Linked DNA regions of Homo sapiens: region 1 is linked to region 2. The links are chromatin contacts, found by Hi-C or POLR2A ChIA-PET in ENCODE. All regions are on one chromosome and are shown on one strand. The core of a region is the stretch at or near the end of the contact, and the rest is flanking DNA. Distances in the headings are between cores, read along the strand shown. Region 1 overlaps ACACB (acetyl-CoA carboxylase beta). Region 2 overlaps ACACB (acetyl-CoA carboxylase beta).

Region 1 (2,700 bases), core at 174-2,673, 48 kb before region 2:
CCCAAGAAGGGACTGACTGGGCAGCAAGGTGAGAGATTGGAAGCAGACAAAGCATCCAGAGGCAAAATGAAATTGGCATCTAGAACCCTCAAAATGAGTGCTAAGATTTCTAAAAGGGCAAGTGCAGCATCAACAATCATCACCCTGCTCTGTAATCCCAGCAGTTTGGGAGGACGAGGCGGGCAGATTACTTGAGGTCAGGAGTTTGAGACCAGCCTGGCCAATATGGCGAAACCCCATCTCTACTAAAAATACAAAAGTTAGCTGGGCGTGGTGGTGCACGCCTGTAATCCCAGCTACTTGGGAAGCTGAGGCAGAAGAATCGCTTGAACCTGGGAAGTGGAGGTTGCAGTGAGCCAAGATTACACCACTGCACTCCAGCCTGGGTGACAGAGCGGGATTCTGTCTCAAATAAATAAATAAATCATCACACTGCTCCCATCTGTGAAAGGAAAATAAAAACTAGGACCACGATTCACAATGCCAAAAGGAACAATTTAAGCTGAAGCTGAGTTGTGCAAGCTGCCTTTCCTTTTGTTTCTTTAGTAAGCAGATAGATACAGATAAAAGCTGAAATATCTCCACAGGTAGTTCCTCTATGTCCACCTTATCTTATAGAAAGTGCTGACTTACTGAGCGCAGGAAGAATACATAACTGACTTCCCCTGCCTGCGCCTTTTCTCCTGCAACATGTGATTACCAGAACTTCCCTCTTTCCCCTCCAGCCTGCTTTTCTCCTTTAAATACTGAAGCCCTCCAAATCATCTTTGAAGAAAGGTACACGCCACAGACGGTTTCTATGATTCCGTGTTCTTTGCTTCTGGATGTGTCCCTAACCTTGGCAAAATAAACTTCTCAATTGATTGAGACCTGTCTCAGATACTTTTTGGTTTATACAACCAAAGATATCTGCCTGTTCAGGGGCTGTCTCAGTGAAATATCACCCTCGGCCCATATTCCTCCAACGGTCTACAGAGAGATGGGGGTACACAGAGGAAACCCATTCACAATCAATCAATCAAAAATTCCAGGGCCACATAATGAGAAACACTGTCCCGCCAGCCTCTGTTAGAGATTCACAATGCACTTTAGCATGTGTGATGGTTAATATTAAGTGTCAACTTTAGGATGCAAAGTACTGTTTCTGGGTGTGTCTTTGAGGGTGTTGCTAGAGGAGATTAACATTTGAGTCAGTGGACTGGGAGAGGAAGACCCATCCTCAATGTGGGTGCGCACCATCCAGTCATCCAGCTGCCAGCGCGGCTAGAAAAAGCAGGTGAAAGAAGGTGGAGTAAGCTGCCTTGCTGAGTCTTCTGGCTTTCATCTTTCTCACATGCTGGAAGCTTCCTGCCCTCAAACATCAGACTCCAGGTTCTTCGGCCTTTGGACTCTTGGACTCACGCCAGTGGTTTGCCAGGGGCCCTCAGGCCTTTGGCCACTGAAGGCTGCACTATTGGCTTCCCTACTTTTGAGGCTTTTAGACTCAGACCGAGCCACTACTGGCTTCCTTGCTCCTCAGCTTGCAGACAGCCTATCATGGGACTTCACCTTATGATCATGTGAGTCAATTCTCCTTAATAAAGTCCCTTTCATATATACATATATCCTACTAGTCCTGTCCCTCTGGAGAACGCTGACTAATACAGCATGCTACAGGTACTAAGAAGGTCTGCAATAAAGATGTTTATGAGATCTCATTTAACCCAGTGTTTCCCAAACTCATCTGACTATGGAATTTCCCCCCAGCTTGTCACTAACATTGCAAAAAACCCAGTCTAGGAAATCCTGAGTCAGTTAATCCCACTGAGAAAAACATAACTTGTCCTGGAAAAGATAGTAGCCTTTGAATGCTCTCGAAGAACAGACCTCTCTCTGCCCCACCCATACCTTCCCAGTTTGCCAAGTCACCGCTGCATCAGTTTGGTCACAAAATGTGAGCCTGCGGCTCCTAGGAGATTCACGAGAATCCAATCTCATTCTCCCTACATGACGTGCTATTTTTTGTGAAAGGAGTCACTCATTTTAGAATGACAAGGATGGACTCACCTTGGAGAGTTTAACAAATGTTTAAGGCATCAGTGCCCCCAACAGGCATTGGTTCCCATCATACAAACACCACCACCCCACTGGAAAATATCGCCACAAGCCCCGAGGAAAGAAGACAGCTGAAATTAACCATGAGCAAAATTAAGGAGCTACCTGATAAGTTATTTACCTGGACTCTCCTCCTTCCTCGATGTGTTTACAGTGGACGGAGTTCAGGGAGCTGATTCTGGTGTAGTCTTGGGGAGTCAGGTACAGGTATTTAAATCCCTTAAAAAATACTTTAGTGAGGCTACGAATCCAGTTCCCTGCACTGAAAGCCACTGTTTTTTTTTTCTTAATGTGAACATCGTAGGGATGGATGTTAATAACATGTTAGTAACATGTCAATGACACATTAACACATCTCATGTAAATACCGTATTAATAACAGCCATAAACTGAAGTTCTGCTTTGAGCTAAGCTCTCCTCTAAGGACTATCTCATTTTTATTTCTTATTGCCAGCACCCCAACATGAAATTTTAATTTTCAAGATACACTGTTTAACCACTATTTACATACTCTGTATATGTATATATGTTAAAAACTATTTTATTGCCACCCCAAAAATTATTTTTCTGTCTTCTTGGGGGTAGTGGGCAATATCGCCCCCGAGA
Region 2 (2,700 bases), core at 16-2,515:
ACCCAGAGCCACCCAGAACTAGTGATGCCGGAGCAGGGACGCGCCGGGACACTACCCAGGGACGCGCCAGAATGACTCCCTGGGTAGTGTTCAGGCAGAAGGTACAAGGAAAAGTGACCTTTACTGGAAGCCTGCTAAGTGCCAGGCAAGTGCCATTCAATCTGCAAAGCCAGCCAAGGAGGTGTTTATGATGCCCATTTTACAGATATGGAAACTGATGTTTATTTCCAAAGGGGGAGTCTTCTCTTAGAAATACTGTTAAATCATATTACATAGAGTGGTTCATATACACGTTCCTAAAACGTACTGCATAAATCAAACATTTTGTGAACAGTTTGTTTTATTAAAGGCACTTAGAAAACCCTCAGGGAACACTCTGTGAAATGAAGAATCTGCTCATCAGCCCTTTTAATTTTCCCGAATGTCTGGATACGTGCGTGGCATGAGCTTTGTCACCATGGTGGCGGCCGCAGAGCCAGGACTGTGCTATCTCTCTTGCTTGGCAGTTCACAGCTTGGGCACCCAAGTCAGCCAGGCCTGGACTAGAATCCCAGGAACTGCCCCCACCAATACCTCTGTGATCTTCAGAAGTGGCTCCCCTCCTTGAGCCTCAGTTTCCCCAAGTGTAAAATGAGGAATAATGACAGTTTCACCTCTTAGGGCTCTTACGAGGATTGAATGAGATGCAGATCCTGCCATGCAGCAGGTCAATATGCAGTAGCTACTATTATTGATGTATTTTCATTGCTATTATTGTTGTTATTTTCCGGGTTTGAATCCTGGCTTTGTGTGACCTCCAGTGAGTTTCTTAGCCTGCCTGGGCCCAGCTTTTTTATAAAATGGGGATCACATTTGTGCCCATCTCATATATTTGCTGGGAAGGTTAAAAAATAAAGATCAGTAAAATGCTTAGAACAGCACCTGCCACATGGTTATGGCTTTGCAAGTGTTGGCTTAACACCTTTCAATTATTGCTGGGGTCAATATTTAATATTTAATCATTGATTGACAATAATTGTTATTATCAATCAATTCTTGGCTGTGTGCAGTGGCTCATGCCTGCAATCCCAGCACTTTCAGAGGCCAAAGCAGGTGGATCACCTGAGCTCAGGTATTTGACCAGCTTGAGCAGCATGACGAAACCCTGTCACTACCAAAAATACAAAAAATTAAGCCAGGCATGTTGGTGCGTGCCTGTAATCCCAACTACTTGGAAGGCTGAGGTGGGAGGATCACTTGAGCCTGGGAGGCGGAGTTTGCAGTGAGACAAGATCACGCCACTACACTCCAGCCCGGGTGACAGACTGAGACTTGTCTCAAAAAAAAAATAAAGAAATCAAGGAAACTGATTTACACAACAGTTTATAGAACAGTTATGTAAATAGTACAGAGAGTTTCCATATTCTCTGTACCCAGTTTCTCTGTCATTAACCTTCTTACTCATTCCTGGGGAGATGTGCATTTTTTGAAGTTTTTTTTTTTTTTTTTTGAGACGGAGTCTTTCTCTGTCGCTCAGGCTGGAGTGCAGTGGCGCCATCTCAGCTCACTGCAAGCTCCGCCTCCTGGGTTCACGCCATCCTCCTGCCTTCACGCCATCCTCCTGCCTCAGCCTCCTGCATAGCTGGGACTACAGGCGCCTGCCACCATGCCCGGCTAATTTTTTGTATTTTTAGTAGAGACGGGGTTTCACCATGTTAGCCAGGATGGTCTTGATCTCCTGACCTCGTGATCCGCCCGCCTCAGCCTCCCAAAGTGCTGGGATTACAGGCGTGAACCACCACGCCCAGCCTGAAGTTTTTTTCTTTGAATACTTCAGGGGATTTGGCTGAAATCCACAGACTGATTCCCTTAGAAATTTGCAGACAGTGGTCAAGGGGAGAGGTAGGCCTGTTTGTTCAGACATGGGACAAAGCCAGAAGAGTGGGAGTTTGAGGGTTCAGGATTCCCCACGGCCGGCTCTGCAGTCACCTCCATCTCAGCGTAGCTGCTCCCAGCCTCAACGTGGCCCCCATCCTCCACTGTGTACTGTGTCAGCTTCCCAGCCGAGGGGGATCTCAGGACTGTAGGATCGTTCTCCTTCTCAAACACACACGTCTTATTGCCGATGGTAATTCGGTAACTGGGAGAGAGGAGGAGTCGGGTAGGGAGACTGATGAGGACTACCAACTCAGCAAGCCCTAGTCCGGCTTTCAATACCATTTCCCCTTCCTAAAGGGGGAGTGTACCCTCTACATTCCCAAAGGGTGGCAGTTGATAGTTATCTCAGAGACACTGAGAGTGAGGTGGGTGAACAAAAAGGCTGTGATGCTTTCTTATTTTATTTTTTTTTTTGAGACGGAGTCTCGCTCTGTTGCCCAGGCTGGAGTGCAGTGGCGCGATCTCGGCTCACTGCAAGCTCCGCCTCCCGGGTTCACGCCATTCTCCTGCCTCAGCCTCCCGCATAGCTGGGACTACAGGCGCCCACCACCACATCCAGCTAATTTTTTTTTGTATTTTTAGTAAAGATGGGGTTTCACCATGTTAGCCAGGATGGTCTCGATCTCCTGACCTCATGATCCGCCCGCCTCAGCCTCCCAAAGTGCTGGGATTACAGACGTGAGCCACTGTGCCTGGCCAAGGCTGTGATGCTTTCTTTGGGAGGCCGAGGTGGGAGGATGGCTTGAGGCCAGGAGTTCAAGACAAGCTTGGGCAACACAGTGA

The links. Hi-C counts contacts between places; a loop is a spot of excess contacts on that map. ChIA-PET counts read pairs that join two places held with the same protein, here RNA polymerase II (POLR2A). Pooled maps may share reads with other maps.
Region 1: a loop to region 2 is called in a map of HepG2, with 3 times the contacts of the local background. The contact joins two enhancer-like sites. A Hi-C loop is called at or near these places in 8 of 168 maps with a recorded cell type or tissue (HepG2, Right ventricle myocardium inferior, esophagus muscularis mucosa and 3 more) and 3 of 50 pooled maps. POLR2A ChIA-PET finds 5 or more read pairs at or near these places in 2 of 52 experiments (HepG2 and naive thymus-derived CD4-positive, alpha-beta T cell).

Annotation. Positions count from the first base shown.
Region 1 is chr12:109,247,219-109,249,918 of GRCh38, reverse strand. ACACB (acetyl-CoA carboxylase beta) reads right to left here. Exons shown (of 53, transcript NM_001093.4): 40 at 2,216-2,313. Among named protein-coding and RNA genes, the nearest start is that of FOXN4, 61 kb to the left of the region's middle. Within about 2 kb of position 1,423, at least 2 of the 41 ENCODE cell types and tissues checked have a DNase peak (open chromatin) inside an H3K27ac peak, as active enhancers do.
Region 2 is chr12:109,198,821-109,201,520 of GRCh38, reverse strand. It overlaps ACACB (acetyl-CoA carboxylase beta), which reads right to left. Exons shown (of 53, transcript NM_001093.4): 18 at 1,969-2,119. Among named protein-coding and RNA genes, the nearest start is that of ACACB, 84 kb to the right of the region's middle. Within about 2 kb of position 1,265, at least 4 of the 41 ENCODE cell types and tissues checked have a DNase peak (open chromatin) inside an H3K27ac peak, as active enhancers do.